Regions from separate parts of the Homo sapiens genome. Here regions 2, 3 and 4 are each linked to region 1. A link is an interaction called in ENCODE POLR2A ChIA-PET data of the cell type or tissue named here. Cell type or tissue: GM12878. All regions are shown on one strand. Links, peaks and the distances in the headings refer to the core of each region. The heading gives the core; the rest is flanking DNA.

Evidence for each region. Peaks named below come from ENCODE experiments on the same cell type or tissue, not always from the same donor. Only the 100,000 strongest peaks of a DNase experiment are listed, where the experiment ranks them.
Region 2: POLR2A ChIA-PET joins it to region 1 with 5 read pairs; 15 of 35 experiments call an interaction of 5 or more read pairs at or near these places.
Region 3: POLR2A ChIA-PET joins it to region 1 with 8 read pairs; 6 of 35 experiments call an interaction of 5 or more read pairs at or near these places.
Region 4: POLR2A ChIA-PET joins it to region 1 with 5 read pairs; 2 of 35 experiments call an interaction of 5 or more read pairs at or near these places.

The regions. Positions count from the first base shown.
Region 1 is chr7:44,875,081-44,883,090 of GRCh38, reverse strand. PURB (purine rich element binding protein B) reads left to right here. Exons shown (of 1, transcript NM_033224.5): 1 at 1-6,792. It overlaps MIR4657 (microRNA 4657), which reads left to right and starts at 1,291; the gene lies at 1,291-1,343. RefSeq lists a silencer at 5,127-5,421. In GM12878, for the core only: no CTCF peak of the experiment used is centred there; no DNase peak of the experiment used is centred there; H3K4me3 peaks cover 3,219 bases; H3K27ac peaks cover 2,307 bases.
Region 2 is chr7:44,783,770-44,791,779 of GRCh38, reverse strand. No RefSeq gene overlaps it. Among named protein-coding and RNA genes, the nearest start is that of PPIA, 8.9 kb to the left of the region's middle. RefSeq lists enhancers at 3,962-4,465, 4,466-4,970. In GM12878, for the core only: no CTCF peak of the experiment used is centred there; no DNase peak of the experiment used is centred there.
Region 3 is chr7:44,726,789-44,734,798 of GRCh38, reverse strand. LOC124901622 (a long non-coding RNA gene) reads left to right here and starts at 4,782. Exons shown (of 2, transcript XR_007060299.1): 1 at 4,782-4,870. In GM12878, for the core only: no CTCF peak of the experiment used is centred there; no DNase peak of the experiment used is centred there.
Region 4 is chr7:44,699,884-44,707,564 of GRCh38, reverse strand. It overlaps OGDH (oxoglutarate dehydrogenase), which reads right to left. Exons shown (of 23, transcript NM_002541.4): 19 at 7,296-7,424; 20 at 5,950-6,022; 21 at 177-340. Among named protein-coding and RNA genes, the nearest start is that of ZMIZ2, 45 kb to the left of the region's middle. RefSeq lists an enhancer at 6,571-7,071. In GM12878, for the core only: no CTCF peak of the experiment used is centred there; no DNase peak of the experiment used is centred there.

The DNA of each region.
Region 1 (8,010 bases), core at 117-5,116:
GGAAGCTGAAATCCATCTGTGAATGGAACTGAAGTGAACGTGAATATGCTGACTATATCCTGGAAGCATTTTTATACCATCTTGAAATTTCAACAAACTGGCTTTTGCCAGTTAATCCAGCTGTCTTTCAAGAATAAAAGTTGGGGTTTTCAAGGATCGCCTCTTCTATATTTTAAATGGATTTTCAGTAGAAATGATTTTTACTAATCAAGTTAATCCCACCCCATCAAAAGGTATTCCTAGAAATGTCATAGACCTAGGTAACTTTGAATTGAATGGGAGCTAACGTTCTTTCCAAAGTTTTCAGGTATTCTTTGTGTGACACCTTCTCAACCAGGAGGCAAGTAACCCCGCCTCCACAATCTTAGTATTTTTTTTAAACTGCATGCCTGCCCCTTATTTGAGCTGCCTTTTTAATTTATTGCATATCCTTTTTATTATCTTATTTTGGTATTATTCAATCTATACAATCTTTTTGTATTTATTGGGAAATGAGTAATATACAAAAAGGTTTTCATGTATTTGTGGCTGAGAGGGCGGGAAATAATTGTGTACATAAAATTAGGCTTTTTTAAAAAAATAGATTATGATGCAGAATATTGTTGATCTTAGATTAAAAAGTGGAAGAGCCACAAACATTGGTGCCCTTTTCAGACTATTTCTCTACTCTCATCATCCACAGTAGAATTTTTAAACAGATTTTTTTAAAGCTTTTCTTTTAAATTTTTCTCCGTTGCAAAGAATGTTTCCTAAATTGTATGGGAGCAATAGTATTTTTGATGTTTTAATGACATCCGTATACTTGTACTGTATTTTGTACTACAAGGCAGCTGTTTTTCAATAATGTCCTGCTGTATTTACCTACGTGTTTTGAGTGTCTATTTCTTTGCTGCGGAGAACAAATTCCTAAATAGTTTTAGTAAAGGAGCTGAGAAGCTAGCATTAGGTTTGCAGAAACTATTTAAGTTTCAACTCTGAGGCAGCAATGAAAATTTAAGTTGCAGCTATTAGTTGATTGCTGTAACTTTTTCATTTTCAAACCATGTACAATTCTTGTATAGACCAACTTGTTTTCTTGCTTCAGTGGTGGTTCTGTTGCTCAGCTGCAGTGAGCCAGTTCAATTTTGCAAAGGTGCAGTACCTCTCCTTTTTAAGGGGTTGGTTTATTCTTTTTTCTTTTTGTTTGGCTGAATTGCAGTAACTAGCCTTGCCTTTCTATTCTGTAGAAATGACAGGGTCTTCACAATCCTTCACCAGTGGCTACTAAGCTATAATTAGCTGAATAGAAAGAATGTGGAAGTGGTCTGAGGCATATAGAGTATATGCCAAGAACACTACCATATATGGCATCAGCTTTGGTTACCAGAGAAATTTTCTTAGTCATTAGACCATGTAACAGTAATATATCATATGTAAATCTTTAGATATCAATTTGAAAATCCTCCAAAAAAAGGAGCAAAGAATGCATAAGCTATGTGTTGGCAAAAGTAATTTATATTAAAATTTTGACCTGCCTATGTAAGATTAAGTGGTAATGTCATAGTGGTGGGTTTTTAAGTCTTAACCAATCTCTAAGGTTTGTTTCTCCTGCAAGGGATGGTTCATGGCCTCTCTTCCCACTGCAGGAAGATTGCAGAAGGCTGTGGATTAATTGTAGCATTTCACTGATCTTCACTCCAGTCACTAGGGACAATAGAAACCTGCAAAACACAGATTCATTCGTAAATATTATTAATAGCTTATTAAAGGAAATGGTCTTTGTTAATTCCAGTCAGATAATGGCATTGTACAGACATGGGAAACAACCAATTTTTTTGTTTTTCAGTTGTTGCTATGAATGATTTTGAGCCTTTTTTTTTAAGCTTGGCAAACATCCCAGCTAATCAAAATAGTCATATTCCTGAGAAGTAGGAAACTAAAACTTCTTTTCATATAATTGTTAGAAGGTTTGTTTCCCAAACTACCATAGTTACAAAGGTGAAAAGCCAAATTTTAGGAACAGAATCAAAAGAATAAAAATCTGTGAAGAGATCCTACTACTCTTCCTTCTATGTTTTGGTTTTGGTTTCTATTGTCCCTATCATTTCAGCAAGTGGAACAGCAGCAAGTTTTTCAGTGCATATGCTGCACAAGAACAAAATATAAATCTGTATGGCACCAAAAATCAAAGTGAAAACCAAACCAAAAACCCAAACACCCTATGTAACTATCGGAGGCATATACGTGGTATAAATGACTGTAGCTGTGATACACACATGGCTACTTGTCACATCACTTTCCATAATTATTTACTGCAAAATGATTGAGAGGCTTTTGGTGCAGGCAGCCGTTAACCTCCTGCTTCCTTTGTTACCTCTGGATTACTTTGCAGTAAATTGCAGGTCTTTTAAGAGATTTAAGCTTCAGTTTTCTCAAAACAAAACAATTATCCTGTCTTATCTGAAGATGCAGGGTTGTGGGCAAAAGAGGCTGGTTATAATAATGCCCTCATATTGAGTGGTCTGTAAACGGCTGCACACTTCAGGCACTGTAGTTGCTGAAGATGCTTTGTTAAATGTGACCTTGACTGGCTTTACAGGGGTGTAGAATGTAATCTACACAAGGTGACTTTGCATCTATCTTGCTCTTGAGGTGGATGAAATTGAGAAGCTGGAGTGTGTAAGCCATGCACATAAGTATTCTTCACTGTAAATTTTGTTTTCATTTTTAACCCAATTATGGTACTTTATCCAATGCACAACTGATCTCTCAGTAGATATTCATTTGAAAATAGTGTGGCCTTGATCAGTGAGAAAGGGAAGGAGAAAAGTGACTTTTTTGCTTATGTAGAAATGACTCATTTGCTGAGAGTTTGTCTTTCTGCAGCACTCTTGGTATATAGTGATCGGTCTCCTTTTTGATTGGGGAAAGTTAATGTTTTTGACCCTGGAGTTAATTCAGTTGAGTTATCTTATATTTTTAGGAAGTATCAGAATTGCTCTGATGAATAACAAAGTTGACTGTTTTGATGTCCAATCTCAGGTTTTAGAATATAGTGGTGTAAAGTCCCACTATTTTTAATTCTTAAAACAACTTTAATTTCGTACACCCTAAAAGTCACATGCATAAGGCCTGTTCAGAGAGCAGAGCCTCCATCTTTTTGCTCCTTTTCTACTTTGTACTTCACTTGAAAAAATATCAAGTGACTTTACATTGTATATTTCCATTGTAACCCTGACATTTCTCAAAGATAAAGCACTTTTTGATCATGAAATACATGAAATCTTTGTGTGATGTGGATCATAGTTTCTCAGGCTCCCTTAGATAATTGCTTATGAATATTGTTCTAACTCTGTGTAAGAAGAGTAGAAATCTTTGCTAATGTTAGAAGGTTTGTATTATTGATCCAGAATGCATTTTGCTAGTTTCCAATGGATGGGAGAGTAAATAATGCTGCATTCACAATTTAATAAGTTACTTTCCCTTGAGCCTTAAGGTAACTTTTTCTTTCCTGTCAACTACAGCACTGAAGTTATAGTAAGTGAATGAGATTATCAGTTTTCAGGGTTGGTTTTAGAGTACTGTAAATCAATTAGCTGTCTTCCTAAAGAGTTACAACTCCCATTCAGTATACTGGATAATGGGTGTGTGGGTGGGGCTGGGGAGGGCGGGAGATAGTTTGTAGAAAAGAAAAAAGAAAAAAAAAAAAACACATTTACCTTAAGAAAATACAGACAAAAAAGAATAAAGTATGTGTCATATGCTCCATTTGAGATTCCAAATGCGGCCGGGCGTGGTGGCTCACGCCTGTAATCCCAGCACTCTGGGAGGCTGAGGTGGGCGGGTCAGTTCAGGTCAGCCTGGACAACATGGTGAAACCCCGTCTCTACTAAAAATACTAAAATTAGCCGGGCATGGTGGTGCATGCCTGTAGTCCCAGCTACTTGGGAGGCTGAGGCAGGAGAATGGCATGAACCCAGGAAGCGGAGGTTGCAGTGAGCCAAGATCGCGCCATTGCACTCCAGCCTGGGTAACAGAACAAGACTCCGTCTCAAAAAATAAATAAATAAATTCCAAATGTAAGGTGGAAATGGCAGATTATAACTTCATTTCCCCCATTTTTAACTTAGAAAAAACAAAGTCCTTAATTTTCAAGTATTAGCCCCCCAGAAGTTTCAGCAGATAGCTGGACTCTTGAATAATGATTTCTTTTGATATGTCTGACTTTGCTATTTAAAGTCTCCTTTCCCAGCCCTCAGTCTTAAAACTCAGTTTTATTACTGACGGATTTAACAGACTCTTACTTGAAAATTGTCCAATTATCAGTACTGAAAATTAGATTTGGAAAATGAAAAAATAATAAAATCGCATCAAGAAAACTTATTACCTTAGAGATTCCCAATTGATATCTGTACCCCTGATCCAAGTAAGGCCTTTATGAATGTATTTTATATTTCCTAAAGAAATAGGGAATATGCCATCAGTGTAATCACCTCTATTCACAGTCATTTAATTTGAAAATCTAACTCATGTCTCTTGAATTAGACATTCCAATTGGGATAGGTAGAGTCATGTTAAAACAATAGAATAGCAACTGCCATATTGGTAGTTTCACTGCTCAATATGATTTCTAATAAGAGCAGAGCTTTATTGGAAGCTAAAACTCATTTTTCTCCATAGATGATTCTAACAGTTTAATAAAAAAGTATAATTATACTTTAAGTGTCAACAGATTTTGAGTCTAGAAGCAAATTTCATTTTCCTTGTGTTATATCTAATATCCATTGACATGGGTAAGAAAACTAATTATGTCTTTTTAGTATGATGAAATGTGGGCCCAGAGTATTGGAAAGAAAGCAATAGCCCTATTCAGTGTCCACTAGGATGGATATTGCAGAAGGCATGAGTTTGTCCTTTTTTCCCCCTTACCTTAAATAACACTTCAATAGCTAACTTTTTCCAAAATATCCATTTAGGCCATCTCTTATTTCTTAAAGCCAAATATTTCGTCCCCAGTCTTAACTCTGAGTTGCAAGATCAGGCTGGTTGGAAGAATCTTTATATTTAGAAATAGGATGGTGAGTGGTTTGTTTATTCTCTTGTAAAATTCCTTTTTCAGAGACATAACTGCAGGGAGAGTCCCAAGAGAACTGAAGAACTGGATTATATCATTAAACACATTTGTGTTGTAGGAATTTGGGAGTTTCATTTTGAACTGATAAGATATTAGACATAAACCCTTGTTCCAGCCCACATGTGTCATCCCTGTGTACAAAAGCTCTCTGGATTCTTTTTTTTTTTTTGAGACGGAGTTTCGCTCTTATCGTCCAGGCTGGAGTGAGTGTAGTGGCTTGATCTCAGCTCACTGCAACCTTTGCCTCCCGGGCTCAAGCGATTCTCCTGCCTCAGCCTCCCAAGTAGCTGGGATTACAAGCATGTGCCACCATGCCCAGCTAATTTTCTGTATTTTTAGTAGAGACGGGGTTTCACCATGTTGGCCAGGCTGGTCTCGAACTCCTGACCTCAAGTGATCTGCCCGCCTCAGCTTCCCAAAATGCTGGAATTACAGGCATGAGCCATCACGCCTAGCCTACTCTCTGAATTTCTAAAAGTCAGTAGGTTGACCAAAAAGTCTAGAAACTGGCTTTAAGTCAGTATGGGACGTACTTATAAAGAGTCCATGGTTTTGCACGTTTCGGTAGACAAGTAAATCTGAGTTATTTTTCAATGACTTACCAATATTTGAATAGTAACTAAGATCGTCAGTGTATCTGGACTTCTTTTTTTGAAGTTCTAAAACAATTATAGTAGGGATTTATTATTTTGGGCCTCCATCCAGATGTTTTTCCAAGATCATTTTTAAAATTCATTTGTCTTCTGTTTCCAGATAACATACTTTCCGTTCTATAGGAATCTTCACTGCCAATCATAGTATCTACCAGTGGCTTTCTTAGACTATTCACTCCAAAGCTGGGACTGATGTCCTGCCAGTAGAGAATCTACAGAAATAATTTGAATGAATTAAAACCAAATCTTGATAGCAGGAGACAGCTTCCTGATCTAGATGTACAATTAGAGTTTAGGTTGGAAATTACTTTAAAATGTGTTTTTTGGGGATGTCTTCAATCTCTGTGTAAATACCCACATGCTTATGCATTGTAAACCAAGTGTGTATTCCTGTGTATGAATTTGTAGAACTGATTTCTGCTTCAAGAGAAGCTGCACCTTTAATTTTATAAGGTCCCCTCCACCTGTAACCCTATAAATGTCTGTAAATAAAACACTAAAATTTGTAGTGATAGGATCAATTTGGGAATATCTGCTGAGAGACCAAAAAGTTCATTTTTTTAAGTACCTTGGTTAAAGAGTAAAGATTATTCCTCTTATTTTTTAAAGAAGAATGCACTTTAACAAACATAGAGCTGCATGGGCAATTCAAACAAATCTGTGAAGTGCAGTACCCATTCAGAAATCACACTTCCTGAAAACCGTTCAAAAGCAGAGTCCAGACGGGCTGTTGATCTCACTGCCTGTAGGTTGAAGCTCAGATTCTGATCAATTTTGAGAGGAGCAGGGCTGCTTCAAAAGAGCAATGTGAATACAGTCAGAAGCTTCAGACTGGTCTGTAAAAATGGCGGGTCCCGTATTTACCACTAACTAGCAAAACTGACAGAAAAACTCACAGAGAAAAAATGTAAGAATCCTTCCTGCTGGTGTGCACTCCTTACAATAGACTTTTGCAAATGGAGTTTTACAGTCTATATTTAAAAAAAATTGTATGTTTGTAACAAATAAAGTATGCAGAAAAGTGAATGACAATCTTGTGCTTGTGTCTCTAAGTAATTATGTGGTGATAGGGGAGGGAAATCCCATCTGTTGGGGCTCACGAATGGGTATGGAATCAGGAGTTCCCACTTAAAATGACTTAAGTCATTGCACATTTCATCTGAACTATAGCCTGTTCTAGAACTTCTGGGTTGCCGTAACCCTTTTCTAGTAAGCAATTTGTGGAGTAAATCAAAACTGCAAATTAATTTTATGCTTTGGTTGATAACCTAGACAGCCACTTGGTTCCCTTAATTTCTTCCATCATTTACAATGGCTTGAAAGAAACTGCTAAGTCTTCATTCATTGTTTATCAACATTGTAGTTGCTTAGGAGGTAAATTAGGGCAGCCTTTTCTTGCCCTAATGTTTAAGAAAAAAACTGAATTGTGTCCATTTATCCTGGCCAGGTTGGTCTCAGGAACCCCTTTACAATTAAATTTACTGAATATCCCCAAGGAGGTTTTATCTTTCTAGGCTTTATCCGTAGATACCATTTTAGAAGCTGAAACTTTTTTTTTTTTTTTGAGACGGAGTCTTGCTCTGTCGCCAGGCTGGAGTACAGCAGCGCAATCTCAGCTCACTGTAACCTCCGCCTCCTGGGTTCAAGCGATTCCCCTGCCTCAGCCTCCCAAGTAGTTGTGATTACGGGCACGTGCCACCACGCCCGGCTAATTTTTTGTATTTCAGTAGAGACAGGGTATTACCATGTTGGCCAAGATGGTCTTAATCTGACCTCGTGATCTACCCATCTCAGCCTCCCAAAGTGTTGGGATTACAGGCGTGAGCCACCGCGCCGGCCAAGAAGCTGAAACATTTTCCAGACAAAAATAACAAGCACACATTCCATCAGCTATCAGAGCAATTACATGATAATGTCATAGCCTCTGGAAAACTCCACTGTAAATTTATGAAAGAATGAAAGTGGAAAATGCGAATGTTCTTATGAACATAGTTTTGACCTCTTGGGCTCCTGAGTCTCGGGCAACCCTAGGGGATTCTGGATCACACTCTTGAGAACCACTAACTAGACTAATAAGTAAATAGTGCCTTTCTGAAAATGAGGGATGGTTTTTTATGTATAGATAGCTTAATCCTTTAGTTCTCGTATATTTTCTTTATATTAGAAGCTCCTGCTACGAAATGCCTACACCGCCCCCAGCCCCCCCAACACACAACATACATAACTTTCCTGTGATTGTCCATT
Region 2 (8,010 bases), core at 1,957-6,956, 93 kb after region 1:
AATCCAGCTGAACTCAACAGTGCCCTGTTCTGGCTAGATGGAGGTGTTCCATGCCAGCAAGCAGAACTCTGAAACTCAACTGTAGCTCCTGATCATATAGCATCTTATAAACAAATGCTTATCTCAAAAATGTGCCTGAGCAAGAGAGAAGGTAACCAGGGAAAAAATTAGGGTATTCAAAATTATGAAAACAGACGACTTTGGGTAGTAACTTGTCTTCTCTGTGCCTCTTGCCCAAGGCCTAGCTTGGTGCCTCTGCTCTCCAGGCTGAATGGAAACCGCTTCTGCTGAGACCATCAGTGACCTCTCAGCCCACAAACCCAGGTGCTTTTTGCAGGTCTGACACTGCCTGCATCAGACAGGTTTCATCACCTCCTTGATTGGAAAGCTTCCTTTCCTTGATGGCTTTGACTTTTCTCTCATGTTTCCTTTACCATTTCCCCTTTAGCTTTTTCACAAATTTCTCCTCTGTCAGAATTAAGCATTTGATCTTGTTTTGTTTCCTTACATACCCTCCAAGATGAACCTCATCCTTTCCCATGACTCAAATTCTCAGATGATTCTAAACCAAGTTCTCAGTCAGGCACAGTGGCTCACACCTGTAATCCCAGCACTTTGGGAGGCCAAGGCAGTCGGATCACCTGAGGTCAGGAGTTCAAGACCAGCCTGGCCAACATGGTGAAACTCCATCTCTACTAAGAATACAAAAATTAGCTGGGTGGTGGTGTGCACCTGTATTCCCAGCTACTCGGGAGGTTGAGGCACGAGAATCTCTTAAACCTGGAAGGTTGAGGTTGCAGTGAGCCAAGATCGAGCCACTGCACTCCAGCCTGGGCAACATAGCAGAACTTTCTCAAAACAAACAAACAAAGAAAAAAAACCAACCAAGTTTTCTAGCAAGCAGTAGAAAACTTCATCAATACTGGCTTAGACAGGAGTTTATTTGTCTCATACAATAAAAAATCCAGAGGCAAAGAGCAACTCAAAGGTGCTCTTAGTAGAATGGACCTACTAAGTGGTGATCAGAAGTCAGAAAAGCAATGTGGAATAACAAATTCAAATAGGTATCACATTATTAGCCCTAAGAGTTATGCAGGCCCTGAAGTATATGAAAGATTCCTAAATGCCTGTCAAGCACAGAAATGGTCAGAGACATTAATCTTTATTTTTTTTCTTTTTGAAACAGGGTCTTACCCTGTTGCCCAGGCTGGAGTGCAGTGTTGATCCTCCCACCTCAGCCTCCTGAGCAGCCAGGACCACAGGCATGTACCACTACACCAGTTAATTTTTTAAAAAGAATTTTATTTGCTATGTTGTCAGGCTGGTCTCAAACTCCCGGGCTCAAGTAATCTTCTTGCCTCGGCTTCCCAAACTGTTGAGATTACAGGTGTGAGTCGCAGCACCTGGCCCAGAAAAGACATTTATATTAATATAAATGAGGATTTCATCAAATATAAAAGCGTTTAGAAGAAGAAGCAAAAGAGACCCGCACATTCCACCCAGGGAGGGCATGGAGAAAGAACAGTGAGTGGAAGGAAAACAGGTCTGTGCTGTCCTCAAGCATAGAGGTCTTTCTATGGCAGGCACCCGGGGCAGCCAAAAGGACACTGTCCACAGCCAGGCCAGAGTCTAGCTGTCACACACATAGGCAGGTGTGTTGCATACCTCAGGCATGCGTTCAGGAGTTGTAATACTTAAGTGAATTTGTTTTTTTACAGCAACAACCTATAGTTCCATTTAAAAAGGGATAGTTATTTAATTTTAATTAAAACATATAGTAGTTTTTTTCTCACTTTGGTTTATGTATCCATTTTCAACAGCTTTGTTGAGGTGTTGTTTACACACCCTCAAATTCACTTGTTTTAAGCATACAATTTAATAATTTTTAGTAAATTCAGAATTGCGCAAACATCACAATCTAGTAATAGAAATTTTCTTTCACTCCAAAAGAAACCTGTGCTCTATTTAGCAACTCCCTGTTCCCGCCCAGTAAGCGCATATGTGGGCAAAAGTTGACTGAGACTTGTGATTTTTAATTGAAATATCACAAAACTTATTGCATTTTTTTTTTTTTTGAGACGGAGTCTCGCTCTGTCGCCCAGGCTGGAGTGCAGTGGCACAATCTCAGCTCACTGCAAGCTCTGCCTCCTGGGTTCACGCCATTCTCCTGCCTCAGCCTCCCGAGTAGCTGGGACCACAGGCGCCCGCCACCACGCCTGGCTAATTTTTTGTTTTTTTTTTTTTTGTTTTTTTGTGTTTTTTTTGAGACAGAGTCTCGCTGTCGCCCAGACTGGAGTGCAGTGGCACGATCTCGGCTCACTGCAGGCTCCGCCCCCGGGGTTCACGCCATTCTCCTGCCTCAGCCTCCCGAGTAGCTGGGACTACAGGCGCCCGCCACCTTGCCTGGCTAATTTTTTGTATTTTTAGTAGAGACGGGGTTTCACTGTGTTAGCCAGGATGGTCTCGATCTCCTGACCTCGTGATCCGCCTGCCTCGGTCTCCCAAAGTGCTGGGATTACAGGCATGAGCCACCACACCCAGCCTATTTATTTATTTTCGAGACAGAGTTTCGCTCTTGTTGCCCAGGCTGGGGTGCAATGGCGCGATCTCAGCTCACAGCAACCTCCGCCTTCCGGGTTCAAGCGATTCTCCTGCCTCAGCCTCCCCAGTAGCTGGGATTACAGGCATGCGCCACCACGCCCAGCTAATTTTGTATTTTTTAGTAGAGACGGGGTTTCTCCAGTTGGTGAGGCTGGTCTCGAACTCCCAACCTCACGTGATCCGCCCACCTCAGCCTCCCAAGGTGCTGGGATTACACATGAGCCACCGTGCCTGGCCTGCATTTTAATATTTAAGATAACTTTAAGTTCAACATATTTAAAAGTTTATTAGAGTTATTTAATAGTCAGGGAGGTTTTCTTTGTTAATTTGGACAATTACATACTTTAATTGGAAATCAAATTTATTACATTGTTAAATGTAGTTTAAGATGTTAGAAGATGCCTGGGCGCAGTGGCTCACACCTGTAATCCTAGCACTTTGGGAGGCCGAGGGAGGTGGATCACCTGAGGTCAGGAGTTCAAGACCAGCTTGACCAACATGGAGAAACCCCATCTCTACTAAAAATACAAAAATTAGCCAGCCATGGTGACGGGCGCCTGTAATCCCAGCTACTGAGAAGGCTGAGGCAGGAGAATCATTTGAACCTGGGAGACAGAGGTTGGAGTGAGCCAAGATCGTGCCACTGCACTCCAGCCTGAGCAAGGAGACGGAGAGAGACTCCGTCTCAAAAAAAAAAAAAAAAAAAAAGTTTGCAAATATGTTCAAAGAGTTCAAATTTGCTATACTTATAAAGAGACTAATATTATTTCTAAGGTAAACTTAAAACCCAGGAAAGAAGTAGGTTTTAAAATTATAGTTTATTTTTTACTAACCTGATGTTTTTAAAATAAAATAATAAAAAACAAAATTGTAGTTTAGGCTGGGCACAGTGGCTCACACCCATAACCTCGCACTTTGGGAAGCCAAGGTGGGAGGACTGCTTGAGCCCAGGAGTTTGAGACCAGTCTGGGCAACATAGTGAGACCCCTCCCATCTCTACAAAAAAAAATTGCTTTAATTAAAATTGTAGCTTTAATGAATTAAATATCAGTTGTTAACATATAATAACCCCTGAATAGTCTTTCTACATAGGAAAGCCACAGGACACAAAACTGCAACAACAGGTGCCTGGGATTGGACAGGAAAACCAGGAAAGAAGGAAGAAGGGCAAAAGTTGAGGGAGGAGCCACCACCATCTGTCCTGTTTCAAAAGTTTCCCAGGAGCCCCACTCGGCAGCTTCCACTCTTGGCTATAAGCATTCAGGAAGATAACTACAGTTGACCTTGAACGACATGGTGTTTCACCATGTTGGCCAGGCTGATCTCAAACTCTTGACCTCAAGTGATCTGCCCTCAGCCTCCCAAAGTGTTGGGATTACAGGTGTGAGCCACCGCACCTGGCCTAAATAGGCTTTTTGAGGAGTCAAAGGTTATATGTGGATTTTTGACTGTAAAGAGTATCAGCATCCCTAACGTCCATGTTGTTCAAAGGTCAACTGTATTTTTCTTTTTAGAGATAGGGTCTTGCTATGTTGCCTAGGCTGGAGTACAGTGGCTATTCACAGACACAATCGTAGTACATTATAGCCTTGAGCTGCTGGGCTCAAGCAATCCTGCCTGAGCCTCCTGAGTAGCTGAGACTACAGGTGCAGCCAGCATGCCCGGCTAAGGGTCAACTGTATTTTGATTGGGCCTGTGGCTGCCCACACCACTCAAGGTCCTGATAGTAAGGAAGAAGGCAAGAGAGAAGCCTGTTGTGTAGACAATGGGTGGATGTCTGATGCACTTATGACCTCACTCAGGAGGGAAGGGAGTGACTGGAGAGTCCTTGGGCACCTGGGGAGCTGGCACAAACAGAGCCCAGCATGGGCCTGAGGAGGACTCTACCAACTCTTCAGTGGACCCAGCCCTGAAGCACCCCTCTGGGGCGATGCTAAAGTTGAAGTTGGGGGCGGGGAGGATGCACCTGCTGGGTTGAGCCCTTAATCTCCGCCTGTGCCTTCAGGCCTCGGTGTCTAAGGTCTTCAGACTTTGCCTTCCACTTGAGCTCAGAAGGTGGGGAATTTCCCTAACAGGAAGGGCCACAATATCAAAAACAAAAAACCCCAGAAATAAGTCTTCAGTTAGTAAACACAGAATCCTAGAAAGTGTTAGTTGCTGTTATTAATGGTCATTGGGTTTTTTTATTTAGTTTTGTTTTGTTTTTTGAGACGGTGTCTCCCTCTTGTTGCCAAGGCTGGAGTGCAATGGCACGATCTCTGCTCACTGCAACCTCTGCCTCCCAGGTTCAAGTGATTCTGCTGCCTCAGCCTTCCGAGTAGCAGGAATTACAGGTGCCCGCCACCATGCCCAGCTAATTTTTTGTACTTCTAATAGAGACAGGGTTTCGCCACGTTGGCCAAGCTGGTCTCAAACTCCTGACCACAGGTGATCCACCCACCTCAGCCTCCCAAAGTGCTGGGATTACAGGTGTGAGCCACTGCACCTGGCCCTAATGGTTGGTCATTGTTAAATTCTCACAGCAGTCCTTTGAATATTTATTTATTTTTTTATTTATATTCTTATTTTTTGAGACGGAATTTCACTGTTGTTGTCCAAGCTGGAATGCAATGGCACGATCTTGGCTCACTGCAACCTCCGCCTCCCGGGTTCAAGCGATTCTCCTTCCTCAGCCTCCTGAGTAGCAGGGATTATAGGCATGCGCCACTATGCCCAACTAATTTTGTATTTTTAGTAGAGACAGGGTTTCTCCACGTTGGCCAGCCTGTTCTCGAACTCCCAACCTCAGGTGATCCGCCTGCCTCGGCCTCCCAAAGTGCTGAGATTACAGGTATGAGCCACCGCACCCGACCTTATTTATTTATTTATTTTTGAGACAGAGTCTCGTTCTGTTGCCCAGGCTGGAGTGCAGTGGTGTGATCTTGGCTCACTGCAACCTCCGCCTCCTGGGTTCAAGCAATTCTCCTGCTTCAGCCTCCCAAGTAGCTGGGATTACAGGCACATGCCACCACACCCAGCTAATTTTTGTATTTTTAGTAAAGACAGGGTTTTACCATGTTGAAAACCGTTGGCCAGGCCAGGTGTGGTGGCTCACGCCTGTAATCCCAGCACTTTGGGAGGCCGAGGCGGGTGGATCACAAGGTCAGGAGATCGAGACCATCCTGGCTAACACGGTGAAACCCTATCTTTACTAAAAATACAAAAAATTAGCCAGGCGTGGTGGCGGGTGCCTGTAGTCCCAGCTACTCGGGAGGCTGAGCAGGAGAATGGCGTGAACCCGGGAGGCAGAGTTTGCAGTGAGCCGAGATAGCGCCACTGCACTCCAGCCTGGGCGACAGAGCGAGACTCCGTCTCAAAAAAAAAAAAAAAACCATTGACCAGGCTGGTCTCGAACTCCTGACGTCAGGTGATCCACCCACTTCAGCCTCCCAAAGTGCTGGGATTACAGGCGTGAGCCACCGCGCTCAGCCTAAATATTTATTTTTACTATTGTTATTCTTTTTTTCTGAGACAGAGTCTTACTCTGTCGCCCAGGTTGGAGTGCAGTGGCACAATCTTGGCTCACTGCAGCCTCCACCTCCCAGGCTCAAGTGATCCTCCTGCCTCAGCCTCCCAAGTAGGTTGGACTACAGGTGTGTGCCACTATGCCCAGCTAATTTTTGCATTTTTAGTAGAGACAGGGTTTCACCATGTTGCCCTGGCTTGTCTCAAACTCCTGGGCTCAAGCAATCCACCCGCCTCAGCCTCCCAAAGTGCTGTGATTACAGGCATGAGTCACCACACTCGGACTCTCCTGATTTTTTTTGAGTGCACAGTTTGTGTTCATTTGGCCATGTCCTGTATTCAACTGCGCAATAACTCAAATTTAGCTCTGGTATGGGTTTGGGTCCTACCACCAAATGTAAGGTCAACATTTCCCACAAGGCCCAGTTCTCCAGGTTCCTGGGGTGATTTTGGTCCCTGAGGTGATCATCTTGGCTTCTGATGCCAAAGGCAGAATTGCAGGAGGTGAGGATGAAGCAGGAGGGAAAACAGCGGCAGCTGAAGATGAACCCTCTGCCCAGGGCCAGAGCAAAATGAAATGTGGGGCTCCTCATCCAAAAATTAACAAGAATTGAATTTCAAGACTGTAACAGCAAAGCATTAAACCAAACACGAAGCCCTTCTGAGCATGGGGTCTGTGCAGCTGCACACTCACACCCAGGACGTTGGCCTTGCCACTGCAGTCAACCTCTAGGTGCACCAGATGCAAGAGAGTTTGTACCCACTCACCCACTCTTTCCCAAGAGCCATCGCCCACTGCTCAAGGGGGAGAGTGGAGGCCAGTCCAGAGACCGAAGAAGCCTACGTGAGGTACAGATGCTGGAGTCTGAAGGTGGAGAAGGAGTGCTGAGAGGAGCCCTCCTAACACAAGGGGCCTTGCAGTGAGAGCCTGAGAGTGCCCCTGGGGAGGGGCATGAGTGAGACCTGGGGGCAGAGCCAGAGTTCTAGTGGGAACTTGCTGGACATGTCCTACACTGGCCACCATGGGGGCTGTGACAAGAGAACTGAGGCCTGTCAGGGTGAGTACATTCTGCAAGCAAGGAGCAGTGTGAGAAACACCACAGGTGTTCCCAGGGGTTGCACTGATTGCCAGGCAGCAGCCATCTCTCATTGGAGAGGGAAGGGAGAGCAGCAGCAGGCTACCCTGCTAGGGTGCAGGTGCACAGGGCTGACTGCAACAAACCCTGCAAACACGGAGATGCCAAACCAATAAAGGAAGGTGTCTGCCCTCAAATAATGTGAAGCCTTTGGTGAACTGAATTCCACAGCAAAGTCCAGACCCAGCTCCCTGAAGACTAGATGGGCTTGACCCCAACACTAACAGCCTGCCAGAGGAAGGTGTATGCAATTCTCCAAGCAGAACTGCTATTTACTTCAGTCTCTGCTATTCCTTTTTTTTTTTTTTGAGATGGAGTCTCACTGTGCTGCCCAAGCTAGAGTGCAGTGGTATAATCTCGGCTCACTGCAACCTTGGCCTCCCAGGATTAAGCAATTCTTCTGCCTCAGTCTCTCAAGTAGCTGGGACTACAGGTGTTTGCCACCACACCCGGCTAAGTTTTGTATTTTTTAGTAGAGACAGGGGTTCACCATATTGGCCAGGCTGGTCTTGAACTCCTGACCTCACGTGATCTGCCTGCCTCTGCCTCCCAAAGTGCTGGGATTACAGGTGTGAGCCACCACGCCTGGCCTCTGATATTCTTTTACACACAAGGTCTAGCATTTAATGACAAATTCTTCAGCCTGGCTGCCTTCAAACTGGGTCATCAACTCTTTCCTGCCTTCAGATTGAAACTGAAACATTTGTCCTCCCCATGTCTTCAGCTTGCTGGCCTTTGGACTGGAACTCATGCCTTCTGCTCTCCTGGG
Region 3 (8,010 bases), core at 969-5,968, 150 kb after region 1:
AAAAGAATTTTTTTTTTTTTTGAGATGGAGTTTTGCTCTTGTTGCCCAGGCTGGATTGCAGTGGTATGATCTTGGCTCACTGCAACCACTGCCTCCTGGGTTCAAGCAATTCTCCCTCCTCAGCCTCCTGAGTAGCTGAATTATAGGCTCCCGCCCCCATGCCTGGCTAATTTTTGTATTTTTAGTAGAGACAGGCTTTCGCCACGTTGGCCAGGCTGGCCTGGAACTCCTGAACTCAGGTGATCTGCCATCCTCGGCCTCCCAAAGTGCTGGGATTACAGGTGTGAGCCACTACACCTAGCCAAAAAATATATTTTGTTAATTAGCTGGGCTTGGTGGCATGCACCTGTAGCCCTAGCTATTCAGGAGGCTGAAATGGGAGGATTGCTTTAGCTCAGGAGTTTGAGGGTGCAGTGAGCTATAATTGCACCACTGCACTCCAGCTTGGGAGAGAGATCCTGTCTGTAAAAACAAAACAAACAAGGAAAGGAGAAAGGAAGGGGGAAAGGAAAGGTGAGGGGAGGGAAGAGTAAGGGAGGGGAAGGGAGGAGAGGGGAGTGGAGGGGGAAGGGGAAGGAAGAGGAAAGGATGGGAAGGGAGGGGAGGGGAAGGGAGGGGAGGGAGAGGGAGTGGAAGGAAGGGGAAGGGAGGGGAGGGAAGGGAAGGGAATTGGGAAGTGTGAGTTTTCCAACTTTGCTGTCTTTTTTTCAAGGTTGTTTTGGCTATTCTGGGTCACTTGAATTTTTTTATAACTTTATGTCTAATTGACAAATAATAATTGTATATCATTATAGGGTAAAAGGTATTATTATATGTATACACTGTGGAATGATTAAATCAAGTTAACTAGGTCAGGAGCAGTGACTCATGCCTGTAATCCCAGAACTTTGGGAGGCCAAAGCGGGTGAATCACTTGAGGCCAGGAGTTTGAGACCAGCCTGGCTAAAATGGCAAAACTCCGTCACTACTAAAAATACAAAAATTAGCCGGGCACTATGGCTCACACCTGTAATCCTAGCACTTTGAGAGGCAGAGGCGGGTGGATCACCTGAGGTCAGGAGTTCAAGGCCAGTCTGGCCAACATGGCGAAACCCCATCTGTACTAAAAATACAAAAATTGGCCAGACGTGGTGGCTCACACCTGTAATCCCAGCACTTTGGGAGGCCAAGGTGGGTGGATCACCTGAGGTCAGGAGTTTGAGACCAACCTGACCAATATGGTGAAATCCTGTCTCTACTAAAAATGCAAAAATTAGCTGGGCATGGTGGTGGGCAGTCCCAGCTACTCCAGAGACTGAGACAGGAGAATTGCTTGAACCCGGGAGGTGGAGGTTGCAGCAAGCCAAGATCGTGCCACTGCACTCCAGACTAGGCAACAGGGTGAGATTCCTTCTCAAAAAAAAAAAAAAAAAATTAGCTGGACGTGGTGGCACATGGCTGTAATCTTAGCTACTCAGGAGGCTGAGGCAGGAGAATGGCTTGAACCCGGGAGGCAGAGGTTGCAGTGAGCTGAGATCGTGCCACTGCACTCCAGCCTGGGTGAAAGAGCGAGACTGTGTCTCAAAAAAAAAAAAAAAAACCCACAAAAATTAGTCAGCTGTGGTGGCGCATGCCTTAATCCCAGCTACTCAGGTGGCTGAGACATAAGAATCGCTTGAACCTGGGAAGTGGAGGCCGCAGTGAGCTTCTATATGATTGCACCCCTGTACTCCAGCCTGGGTGACAGAGCAAGTCTCTGTCTCAAAAAAAAAAAAGAAAAGAAAAAAAGTTAACTTATATATCTACCTATCTGTCACCTCATATACTTATTTCTTTGTGGAAAGAACATCTAAGATGGACTCTTTAAGCAATTTTGGAATATACAATCCATTATTATTAACTATAGTCACCATGCTATGCAGTAGATCACTAGAACTTATTTCTCCTAACTGAAACTTTGCATGTACCCTTAGACCAACCCTTTCCCCATCCACCACCTCCTGCCTCCTCCTGCCTCCTCCTGCATCTGGTAACCACCATTCAACTCTCTACTTCTATAATTCTGTTTTTTTGTGATGGAGTCTCACTCTGTTGCCCAGGCTGGAGTGCAGTGGCAAAATCTCGACTCACTGCAACCTCCACCTCCTGGGTTCAAGCGATTCTTCTGCCTCAGCCTCCTCAGTAGCTGGGATTACAGGATTGTGTCACCATGCCCGGCTAATTTTTGTATTTTTAGTAGAGACGGGGTTTCACTATGTTGGCCAGGCTGGTCTTGAACTCCTGACCTTAAGTGATCCACCTGCCTCGGCCTCCTAAAGTGCTGGGTTTACAGGTGTGAGCCACCACACCCAGCCAGTATCCTGCACACTTGAAACTTTACTAAATTTGTTTAGCAGTTCTAACAGGTTTTTTCAAAGTCTTTAGGGTATTCATGTTATCGGCAAACAAAGACACATTAAATTCTTCCTTTCTATTTTACTTCTTTTTTCTTGCCTAATTGCTCTGGTAGGACTTGCAGTACTATATTGAATAGAAGTGGTGAGAGTGGGCTGGCGCAGTGGCTGACACTTGTAATCCCAGAACTTTGGGAGGCCGAGGCAGGCGGATCACCTGAGGTCAGGGGTTGAGACCAGCCTGACCAACATGGAGAAACCCAGTCTCTACTAAAAATAAAAAATACAAAATTAGCCAGGGTGTGGTGGCGCATGCCTGTAATCCCAGCTACTCGGGAGGCTGAGGCAGGAGAACCGCTTGAACCTGGGAGGTGGACGTCGTGGTGAGCCGAGACCGAGATCACACCATTGCACTCCAGCCTGTGCAACAAGAGGGAAAATATGTCTCAAAAAAAAAAAAAAAAGAAGTTGTGAGAGTGGGCATCCTTGTCTTTTTCCTGATCTTAGAGGAAAAGCTTTTAACTTTTCACTGTTGAATATGATTTTAGCTGCTGTGGGCTTGTGTTATATGGCCTTTATTGTGTTGAGGAACATTACCTCTATATCTAATTTGTTAGGAGTTTTTATCATAAAAGGAGGTTGAGTTTTGTCAAATTTTGAACTTTCTTTCTTTCTTTCTCTCTCTCTCTCTTTTTTGATGGGGTCTCGCTCTGTTTCCTAGGCTGGAGTGCAGTGGCACGATCTCCAACCTCCGCCTCCTGGGTTCAAGCAATTCTTCTGCCTGAGCCTCCTGAGTACCTGGGACTACAGGCATGTGTCACCACACCCGGCTAATTTTTGTATTTTCAGTAGAGACGGGGTTTCACCATATTGGCCAGTCTGGTCTCAAACTCCTGACCTCGTGATCCACCTGCCTCAGCCTCCCAAAGTGCTGGGATTACAGGCGTGAGCCACCGTGCTCAGCTGAAACCTTGAATTTTCATACGAATTTTAGGGTCAGCTTGTCAATTTCCACAAAAAAAAAATCTGAGATTTTGGTAGGGATTGTATTGACTCTGTAGATCAATTTGGGGAGTAATGTCATCTTATTTATATTAAGTCTTCCAATCCATGGACATGGGATATCTTGCCATTTATTTAGATGTTTTTTTATTTCTTTAACAATAGTTTATAGTTTTCAGAGTGTAAGTTTTGCACTTTTTGGATAAACTTATTCCTAAGCATTTTATTCATTTTGATGCTATTAAAAATGGAATGTTGGCTGGGCTCGGTGGCTCACATCTGTAATCCCAGCACTTTGGGAGTCTCACGTGGGCAGATCACAAGGTTAAGAGATAGAGATCATCCTGGCCAATATGGTAAAACCCTGTCTCTACTAAAAATACAAAAATTAGCTGGGTGTGTTGGCACATGCCTGTAGTCCCAGCTACTTGGGAGGCTGAGGCAGGAGAATTGCTTGAACCCAGGAGGAGGAGGTTGCAGTGAGCTGAGATTGCACCACTGCACTCCAGCCTGAAGGCAGAGCAAGACTCCGTTTCAAAAATAAATAAATAAATAAAAATAAAAATGGAATGTTTTCTTTTCTTTTTCTTTCTTTTCTTTCTTTCTTTTTTTTTTTTTTTTTTGAGACAGTGTCTCCCTTTGTCACCCAGTGTGGAGTACAGTGGTGTGATCTCAGCCCCCTGTAGCCTTGACGTCCCAGATTCAAGTGATCCTCCCACCTCAGCCTCCCAAGTAGCTGGGACTACAGGCACGGACCACCACACCTGGCATTTTTTTTGTATTTTTGGTAGAGATGAGGTTTCACCATGTTGCCCAGACTGGTCTTGAACTCCTGATCTCAGGTAATCCACCCACCTCAGCCTCTCAAAGTGCTGGTGATGCAGGATTTTTTTGGTGCTGTTTCACCAGCCGGAGACCTCTGTGGTTGGCAACCCCCTTCACAGGGCTTTGCTTGGCTCCAGGCTTGCATCTGGAGGTACCCCACCCACGCAGCCCAGAGGCTGCCCTTGGCTTGCACTCAGCCAACAGGTGGGCCAGGGGTGCTGTGACCTGCTCCTGCCTTGGGCACCAGTGCCTGGACAAGGGGAACGCAGTGGCACCTGAGAAAATCAAGACGCCAGCGACCCTGAAGCCCACCACAGGAGGTGTTACAGTGTGCTACAGCTTTGGCTTGGGGAGCCCCGAGGTCTAGGCCCCCAGAAGGGACATAGCTCTTCTCTTCCCATCGCCCACAGCATTTCAAACAGGGGGATTGGGGGCGTGTTTAAGCCAGTCTGTGTTACAGCTCATTGAGTCCCGCTGCCCCACTCTGGCCCGTGGCTCCAGGGCTGGCCTGGCCTCAACTGTGGCTTCCTGTCACGTGGGTCATCTGCTTGGAGCCAGTGGAGGGCAGAGGGCAACAGTGTTAGAGCAGCTCCTTTGGCACCCGCCATTCAGTAGGTCCTGAGTTCTTGTCCTGCATCCAAGAAGAATGATGTTACGTGGACAACCAGAGGGTGAGAAGGGCAGAGAAGAGTTTTATTGAGCCATATGGAACAGCTCTCAGCTGAGAGGGGACTTGGGGAGGGTGATCCCCCACCCACAAGTGTGGCTGAGTCTGGGGCTTATGGGCTCATAATGGGGGATTGCATGCTGATTGGTTTGTGAGTATGCAAAAAAGGCTAAAAAAAAAGGCACCACTCAAAGATGGACATGACTGTAAAAAAAAGAAAAACAATTAGGAAAGGGTAGGTATATGTAAAATAGGTGAAGGGTGGGGATGAATCAGGAAAGTGCACCAAATGGGAACAGAGGTTCTCAATCTGGTCCGTGGATTTATCCAAGACTCATAGCATGGTATTCAGGCTTTAAACTGCCTTCGGCTTGAAGGTCAAGTTTCACCAGGGACCTGACCCTGTCTGCCCAGTGATTTGTCTGCCTCCTGCTGCTATCACTGGGATAGCTATCCTGCTGCTATCACTAGGCGTGTGCCACCTCATCCAGCCAAAATGAAATATTTTCTTTAAAAAAATTTTTTTTTATGTCTGGGTGTGGTGGCTTACACCTGTAATCCCAGCACTTTGGGAGGCTGAGGCAGGCAGATCACGAGGTCAGGAGTTCGAGACCAGCCTGACCAACATGGTGAACCCCATCTCTACTAAAAATACAAAATTAGCTGGGCATGGTGGCGCACACCTGTAATCTCAGCTACTCAGGAGGCTAAGGCAGGAGAATCGCTTGAACCTGGGAAGCAGAGGTTGCAGTGAGCCAAGATCGCGCCATTGCACTCCAGCCTGGGTGACAGAAAGAGAATCCGTCTCAAAAAAATAAATAAATAAATAAAATTTTTTAGAGTAGAAATGGTGTCTTACTATGTCAACTAGGCTAGAGTAAAACTGCTGGGCCTAAGTAATCCTCCAGCCTCAGCCTCCCAAAGTGTTGGGGTTATAGGCGTGAGCCACCATGCCCTGCCAAAAATGGAATCTTTTTTTTTTTTTTTTTTGAGATGGAGTCTCACTCTGTCGCCCAGGCTGGAGTGCAGTGTCACGATGTCGGTTCACTGCAACCTCTGCCTCCTAGGTTCAAGCGATTCTCCTGCCTCAGACTCCCAAGTAACTGGGATCACAGGCATCCGCCACCACGCCCAGCTAATTGTGTATATTTAGTAGAGATGGGGTTTCACCATATTAGCCAGGCTGATCTCGAACTCCTGACCTCAGGTGATCTGCCTGCCTTGGTCTCCTAAACTGCTGGGATTACAGGCATGAGCCACTGTGCCCAGCCCAAATGGAATCTTTTTAAAATTTTATTTTCAGTTTGTTCACTGCTACTGTGTAGAAATACAAATGATTTTTGTACATTGATTTTTGTATCCTGCAATCTAGCTGATCTCATTTACTAATTCTAACAGTTTTTTTAGTAGGTTCTTTAGTATTGTTTTTTATTTTTCTTTTTCTCGCTCTGTCACCCAGGAGAACAGTGGTGCAATCTTGGCTCACTGCAACCTCTGCCTCCTGGGTTCAAGTGATTCTCCTGCCTCAGTCTCCGGAGAAGCTGGGATTACAGGTGCCCACCACCACACCTGGCTAATTTTTGTATTTTTAGTAGGGATGGGGTTTCACCATGTTGACCAGACTGGTCTTGAACTCCTGACCTCAGATGCTCAACTTGCCTCTGCTTCCCAAAGTTCTGGGGATTGCAGGCGTGAGCCATTGCACCCAACCAGTATTCTCTATATAAAATATAAAGTAATCTGCAAATAGAGATAATTTCACTTTTTCTTTTGCAATCTGAATGCCTTTTATTTCATCTTTTCTTTTCTTTCTGTTTTTTTTTGGAGGGGGGAGGGGCTGGATCTTGCTCTGTCATCCTACAGACTGCACTCTGTAGGCTGGAGTGCAGTGGCCAGATCAAGACTTACTGCAGCCTCAACCTCCTGGGCTCAAGCAATCCTCCTGAGTAGCTGGGACTACAGGCACACACCACCATGCCTGGCTAATTTTTGTATTTTTTGTAGAGATGAGGTTTCGCCATCTTGCCCAGGCTGGTCTCAAATTCCTGGCTGGTCTTGAATTCCTGAGCTCAAGTGATTCACCCACCACAGCCTCCCAAAGTGCTGAGATTACAGGCGTGAGCCACTGTTCCTCGCCATATTTCATTTTCTTGCCTAATTGCTCTGGGTAGAACCTCCAGTGCAATGTTGAACAGAAGTGATGAAAAGTGATTGGTCTCCCTGCCTCTGCCCTTACCTCAAAGAAAGCAGCCAAAGGGGGCCCTGTAAAGCATAAGCCAGCACATGACACTCCTCTCAGAACCCTGTAATGGTTTCCCACTGCACTCATGCTCAAATAAGACCCAGTCCCTTTAAGGTTTGACACACTCTGGCCCGGCTGTCTTCCTGCCTTCATCTCCTATTACTTCCTCTCCTTGCTCACTATGCTCCAGCCACACTGGCTGACTTTCTGACTCCCAGACCTCTCCAAGTTCCTTATCTTTCCATTTCCCACACCCTTTCCTGTGCTGCTCCTTTCCCAGACTTCCATATGGCTCATTGTCTCATTTGTACCCATGTAATTTTAATTTATGGAGGTGACTAAGTGACAAAGTGAGGAGACCAATGCCATTGAAAGGGAAGTTTAATGTAACTCACGGTTTTTCTAGAAACAAGAGGCATGCCATGCCATGTCACATGGAGAAGCACCAAGTTTGGTCAGGAGGCATAAGCAGGATCTGGGGGAAGCCTACGCCAGATTCTTTTTTTTTTTTTTTTAGACAGAGTCTTGTTCTGTCACCCAGTCTGGAGTGCAATGGCACGATCTCGGCTCACTGCAACCTCTGGCTCCCAGGTTCAAGCAATTCTCCTGCCTCAGCCTCCTGAGTAGCTGGGATTACAGGCGCCCGCCACCATGCCCAGATAATTTTTATATTTTTAGTAGAGATGGGGTTTCACCATGTTGGTCAGGCTGGTCTCTGACCTCAGGTGATCCATCCATCCGCCTCGGCCTCCCAAAGTGCTGGGATTAACAGGTGTGAGCCACCACGCCTGGCCTCAGATTCTTTATTGGGGTTTCTGTGGGACAGGTGTGAAAGAAAAATAAATCTCGGGACCCCAAAATCATTAAGCCAAGGGAAAAGTCAAGCTGGCAACTATGTCAGG
Region 4 (7,681 bases), core at 8-5,007, 180 kb after region 1:
TCAGATCAAAAAGAGGAAACTCAGAGGGCAGGCAAGATCCAGCAAAGGGAAACTGGTGTTCCGAGCAGGGAAGGTCAGGAACCTGAGGGCCACACCCCAAGCAAGGCTGTTCTGTGAAGGCACCAGAGCCCTGACCCCCGCTGGGGGGACACCCTGATGGCACCACCTGCCCTCACCTGCTCAATCCTTGTGATGGCCACCTGCCCCACCATGTCGCGTGCTTTGCGCTCCCGGGTGAGGTCATAATACACTTTGCCGGTGCAGAAGAGAAGCCTTTTGACATTTTCTGGGTTCTGAGCTGCAGGGCCATCTTCTGGGATCACCCGCTGGAAGTGGGTTCCTACAAGAGAGTTCCCATGGCTAGGCTGGTTCTCTCAGGTATGTGGCTGAGAGCTCTCCTGGGCCCAGGGCTGTGCCAGGGACTGCTGCCAGGAGACGCAGCTTTCAAGGGTTAGAGATGCTTCCCCTTCACCAGCCTCTGATGCCCTGTATTTGCTCAGACCAGGCACACTTTGAAAAGCACGTTACGTGTAACAAATACACAGCAGACATGGCCAGCTCTGGGTATCAAGTAACACCAGGCTAGCCTTCAAAACAGCTTGGCTCAGACTTCGGGGACAAGAGTATTATTAAAACATCCCGGCCGGGTGCGGTGGCTCACGCCTGCAATCCTAGCACTTTGGGAAGCTGAGGCGGGCGGATTGCCTGAGTTCAGGAGTTCGAGACCAGCCTGGGCAACATGGTGAAACCCCGTCTCTACTAAAAAAATACAAAAAATGAGCCAGGCATGGTGGTGTGCGCCTGTGGTCCCAGCTACTCGGGAGGCTGAGGTGGAAGAATCGGTTGGGCCCGGGAGGCAGAGGTTGCAGTGAGCTGAGATCATGCACTACAGTCTGGGCAACAGAGCAAGACTCCATCTCCAGACAAAAAAAAAAAAAAATACCAGCCGGGCGCATGGCTCACGCCTGTAAATCCCAGCACTTTGGGAGGCTGAGGCAGGCGGATCACCTGAGGTCAGGAGTTCGAGACCAGACTGACCAACATGGTGAAACCCTGTCTTTACTAGAAATACAAAATAAGCCAGGCATGGTGGCGCATGCCTGTAATCTCAGCTACTCGGGGGGCCGAGGCAGGAGAATTGCTTGAACCCGGGAGGCGGAGGTTGTGGTGAGCCAAGAATGCGCCATTGCACTCCAGCCTGGGCAACAAGAGCAAAACTCCATCTCAAAAAAAAAAAAAAATTATATAAAAAAAATCCCATGTTTACTCTGTTTCTGCTGCTCAGAATTTTACAAATATAAAAACTTTCAACACAATCAGAGAAAATATTCAGATAGAGAACAGTGGGTTGGCCAGCACTTTGGGAGGCTGAGGCAGGAGGATCCCTTGAGCTCAGGAGTTCGAGACCAGCCTGGGCAACATGGTGATACTCCGTCTCTACAAAAGTACAAAAATTAGCCAGGCACGGTGGTGCACACCTTGTGTTCCCAGCTACTTGGGAGGCTTTGGTGGGAGAATCACTCTAGCCTGGGAGGCAGAGGTTACAGTGAACCATGATGACCATGCCTCTGCACTCCAACCTGGGTGACAGGGTAAGAATCTATCTCAAAAAAATATAGAAAAGTGGGTTGAATGGTACAAACATACAGTTAGATAGAAGGAATTAAGTTCAACGTTTGATAAAGGAGTAAGGTTAACAAACATGTATCGTACTCGGGTGACGGACACCCTAATACCCTGACTTAAGCACTACGCATCATATGCACGTAACCAAAACCAGTTGTGTTTCTATACACTAACAATGAACAATAAGAAGAGGAAATTAGGCCAACAATTCCATTTATGATACAAACAGAATAAAAGTCTGGGCACAGTGGCTCACACATGTAATCCCAGTACTCTGGGAGGCCAAAGTAGGAGGATCACTTGAGCCCAGGAATTGAGGCTGCAGTGAGCTACGATTGCATCAGCCTGGATGACAGAGTGAGACTCTGTCTCAAAAAAACACAAACAAAAAATAAAAAACAAAACAAATTAGCTCAAAGTGGGTCAAAGATCTAAACATAAGAGCAAAAACTATAAAACTCAGAAGAAAACATAGGGCAAAAGTTTCACAACACTGAATTTGGTAATGATTTCTTAGATATGACACCAAAGTCACAGGCAACTGAAGAAAAAATAGACAAATCTGACTTCATGAAAATTAAAAACTTGGCCGGGCGCGGTGGCTCACGCCTGTAATCCCAGCACTTTGGGAGGCCGAGGCGGGCGGATCACGAGGTCAGGAGATCGAGACCATCCCGGCTAAAACGGTGAAACCCCGTCTCTACTAAAAATACAAAAAATTAGCTGGGCGTAGTGGCGGGCGCCTGTAGTCCCAGCTACTTGGGAGGCTGAGGCAGGAGAATGGCGTGAACCCGGGAGGTGGAGCTTGCAGTGAGCCGAGATCCCGCCACTGCACTCCAGCCTGGGCGACAGAGCGAGACTCCGTCTCAAAAAAAAAAAAAAAAAAAGAAAATTAAAAACTTTTGTACATCAAAAGATACTAACAACAGGCCAGGTGCAGTGCCTCACGCCTGTAATCCCAGCACTTTGGGAGGCTGTGGTGGGCAGATCACCTGAGGTCAGGAGTTCAAGACCAGCCTGGTCAACATGGTGGAACCCTGTCTATACTAAAAATACAAAAATTAGCTAGGCATGGTGGCGTGCGCCTGTAATCCCAGCTACTTGGGAGGCTGAGGCAGGAGAATCACTTGAACCTGGGAGGCAGAGGTTGCAGTGAGCTGAGATTGCACTAATGCACTCCAGCCTGGGTAACAGAGTAAGACTCCATCTCGGAAAAAAACAAAAAACAAACAAAAAAAACACCCAAACCCAAAACCAAAACCAAAGATACTAACAACAGAATAAAAGAACAACCCATAGAACGGGAGAAAATATTTGCAAATTATATTTCTGATAAGGAATTAATATCTAGAATATACAGAGAACTCTTAAGACTCAAAAACAAGCAACCAGATTCAAAAATGGGCAAATAATTTGAATAGGCTGGGTACCGTGGCTCATGCCTGTAATCTCAATACTTTGAGGCCAAAGTAGGAGGATTCCTTGAGCCCAGGAGTTCAAGACTAGCCTGGGCAACATAGAGAGATCCTGTCTCTTAAAAAAAATTAAATTAAAAAAAAAAAGGATTTTAATAGACAGTTCTCCAAGGAAGATATACAAGTGGCCAATAAGCATATGAAAAGATGCTCAACATCACTTAATCATTACAGAAATATAAATCAAAGCCACAATGAAATATCATCTCACACCCATTAAGATGGCTACTATGAAAAAACCAGAAAATAGTAGGTGCTGATGAGGATGTAGAGATGGTGGGATCCTCATATACTGTTGGTGGGATGTAAAATGCAGCCACTGTGGAAAGTTTGGCAGTTCCTCAAAAAACTAAAAATAGAATTACCATATGGTCCAGCAATTCCACTTCTGAGTACATATTCAAAAGAACTGAAAGCAGGGACTCAAAGAAATATTTGTACACCAATGTTCATAGCAGCTCCTCTAATCATAATAGCTGAAACATGGAAGCAACCCAAGTGTCCATCGACAGATGAATGGATGAGCAAAATGTGGCATACACATATAATGGAGTATTATTCAGTCTTTTTTTTTTTTTGAGACGGAGTTTCGCTCTTGTTGTCCAGGCTGGAGTGCAACGGCGTGATCTTGGCTCACCACAACCTCTGCCTCCCATGTTCAAGTGATTCTCCTGCCTCAGCCTCCTGAGTAGCTGGGATTACAGGTATGCGCCACCACCCCCGGCTAGTTTATTTATTTATTTTTTTTGAGACGGAGTCTCTGTCACCCAGGCTGGAATGCAGTGGCGCAATCTTGGCTCACTGCAACCTCTGCCTCCCAGGTTCAAGCAATTCTCCTGCCTCAGCATCCTGAGTAGCTGGGATTACGGGTGCGCGCCACCATGCCCAGCTAATTTTTGTATTTTTCGTAGAGATGGGGTTTCATCATATTGGTCAAGCTGGTCTCAAATTCGTGACCTCAAGTGATCGACCTGCCTCAGCCTCCCAAAGTGCTGAGATTACAGGTGTAAGCCACTGGGCCCAGCCTATTCAGTCTTTTTTGTTTTGTTTTGTTTTGAGATGGAGTCCTACTCTGTTGCCCAGGCTGTAGTGCAGTGGTGCAATCTCAGCTCACTGCAACCTCTGCCTCCCGGGTTCAAGCAATTCTCCTGCCTTAGCCTCCAGAGTAGCAGGGCGTGCACCACCACACCCTGCTAATTTTTGTATTTTTAATAGAGACGGGGTTTCACCCTGTTGGCCAGGCTCGTCTCAAACTTGTGACCTCAAGTGATCCACCTGCCTCGAACTCCCAAAGTGCTGGGATTATAGGCATGAGCCACCATGCCTGGCTATTCAGTCTTAAAAAAAAAGAAATTCTGACACATGCTACACAACATGGATGGACCTCGCAGACATTATACTAAATGAAACAAGCCAGTCGCAAGGGACAAAGACTGTATGATTTCACTTATGAGTTCCATAGAGTAGTCAAATTTATAGAGGCAGTAACACACTGAACTGGATACTTAAAAATGGTCAAAATGGTAAATTTTATGTTGTGTATTTTACCATAATAAAAAAAGACTGGGGGCTGGGCATGGTGGCTCATGCCTGTAATCCCAGCACTTTAGGAGGCCAAGATGGGTGGATCATGAGGTCAGGAGATTGACACCATCCTGGCTAACACGGTGAAACCCCGTCTCTACTAAAAATACAAAAACAAAATTAGCCAGGCGTGGTGGCGGGCGCCTGCAGTCCCAGCTACTTGGGAGGCTGAGGTGGGAGAATGGCGTGAACCCGGGAGGTGGAGCTTGCAGTGAGTCGAGATTGTGCCACCACACTCCAGCCTGAGCGATAGAGCGAGACTCCGTCTCAAAAATAAATAAATAAATAAATAAATAAAATTAAAAATAAAAAAAGATTGGGAAAAAACCCCCAAAAAACAAGGGGCTCACCTTGATTGAAGACTAAAGGGGGTTTGGTGACTGGTGGGATGCAGGCTTCCTGGCCTGGTGACCCCTGGTGGGTGGTAAAGGCTGTGTCAACATCCTGCACTCCACTGTCCCTATAGAAATCTCAATGTTATGGGTCTCCCTTCACACAAGTGCAGCTGGCATGTGACTTGGCAGGACCTGCCGTCCAGTGTTTTTTTCTCTGTCCTGAAGGGCTTGCTTTGGGGCTGGGCCTCTGAGCCAGTGGTGAGCTGCCACTCACCTGCTGAAGGAGGCCGCAGGCAGCGGCACTAACCCTCAATCTTGGACATACTTAATTGCCTCTAGTGGAGTCCTTGGGGGCATTTGCAGGTGAGAGGCAACAGCTCCTGGGCTGCATGTTAAGACATGTCATTTGACCAACGTGAATGTAAGCTGTGACCTCCCTCATCTGGTATCATGGGACTTTTTTTTTTTTTTTTGTGCCGGAGTTTTGCTCTTATTGCCCAGGCTGGAGTGCAATGGCGTGATAGCAGCTCACTGCAACGTCCACCTCCTGGGTTCAAGCAATTCTCCTGCCTCAGCCTCCTGAGTAGCTGGGATTACAGACATGTGGCACTACGCCTGGCTAATTTTGTATTTTTAGTGGAGATGGCGTTTCTCCATGTTGGTCAGGCTAGTCTCGAACTCCCGACCTCAGGTGATCTGCCCTCGAACTCCTGACCTCAGATGATCTGCCTGCCTCGGCCTCCCAAAGTGCTGGGATTACAGGCGTGAGCCACTGTGCCCAGCCATGTATCACGGGTCTTTACAACCAAAAATCTGGCAAGAGCCAGTGAGAATCACAAATGTCAGTCCCATGAGCTGTAAAAGAGCAGCAGCAAAGAAGCCCCAAACATAGCTTCCCCCAAGGAAATGCCCATCTCCCTCACACCCACCTGGAAGCATCTCATCAAAGCTGGATCTGGCCTCGGGGTGGCGCAACAGGGATTTGGGGGTGAAGATAATTAACTGAAATACAGAACAATAGGCTCGTGAAGGATCAGATTCTGAAGATTCCAGAAGGAAGGTCAAAAGCAAGGCTACCCAAGCCTTGACCTTCAGGCCATGAAACACACCTGCCCTCCCACTCAACAGGAGCCTCAGGTCAGAAGAGGCAGAGAAGGAGGGAAAAGGAAAGATGACCAATTTCCCTGCTGTTCACCTCCCCTAGCTGGGTATCCACTCCTGGCAGGGCCCATCCCAGCCTGCTCGGACTCCCAATACTCCCTTCCCTGCTTCTCTGTACCTAGGAAAGAGCTCTGACCCTCTCCTTGGCAGTCTCAGAGCAAATGCACCCAAAGCCCATGTAAGGCTGTGACATGGCCCAGCACCAAGAAGCACCAGGGCTGTCCTGCCCTGTGGGCCCTTGGACTGCTGGGGACACTCCGAGCTGCAAGCCTCCACCCCATACTCCCACCCCCGCGGTATCCCAGGGCAGCAGGGCACTCCCTCGCTGTCCCCCACACTCCTTCCTTTTTTTTGTTTTTTGAGACGGAGTCTCGCTCTGTTGCCCAGGCTGGAGTGCAGTGGTGCGATCTCGGCTCACTGCCAGCTCCGCCTCCCGGGTTCACGCTATTCTCCTATTCTCCTGCCTCAGCCTCCTAAGTAGCTGGGACTGCAAGTGCCCGCTGTCATGCCCGGCTAATTTTTTTGTATTTTTTTTGGTAGAGACGGGGTTTCACTGTGCTAGCCAGGATGGTCTCCATCTCCTGACCTCATGATCCACCTGCCTCGGCCTCACAAAGTGCTGGGATTACAGGCGTGAGCCACCTCGCCCGGCCTCCTTCCTTTTTATGAATCACTTCTCCAACGTATCCCTCCACTCAACTTCTACTCACCCTTCAACACCCAGCTCAGGAGCCGCTCCCTGGGGACCCTGCACTCCCTTGGCCTCTGCCAGGGCTCACCTCTCTTCCAGAGCTCAGCACACCCCCTATGACCACCTGTTCAAACATCCGTCCTCCCCACCGGGCTGGGGCCTGCAGCCTATGTGATTGCTCCGCATGTGGTGCTCAGCAGTATGCAGGGGCCCAGTCGGGGAAGAGGACACACAGAACACGCAGTTCCCTCATGGCAGCAGTGAGGAGGAAGGGCGAGGCTCCCTGACACCATGTCCTGTCCACACTACCCCTGCAGGTGCCCACCTAGCTAACCCCAAGCAAGAGGCTCTCTGAGGAGCCCTTCCCTGCACCAACAGGGCAGGGCCAGGCCTCGTTTGAGCAAGGGAGGCCCTGCCACTGACCGGCTTCCGGAATGGCAGCAGGATCTGGCGTCGTAGCACGTGGAAGAAGTTGCCAGGAGTGGAGCAGTTGACAACAACCCAATTGCAGTCATATAGCTGATTGATGTCGAAGTTGGCTTCTTTAAGGTCCTGCAGCAGGGAAGGAAATGGCCAGAGGCCAGGACACAGCACTGAGTCTTCTGGGGCATGTGGGGGCCCTCAGGTGATCTAGTTTGGATATTTGTCCCTGCCCAAATCTCATGTTGAATTGTAATCTCCCACTGCTGGAGGTGGGGCCTGGTGGGAGGTGTTAGGATTAGAGCTTGGGCCATCCCCTTGGTGATGAGTGAGCTCTCACTCTGAGTTCACACGAGATCTGGTTGTTGAAAGTGTGTGGCCCCTCTCCC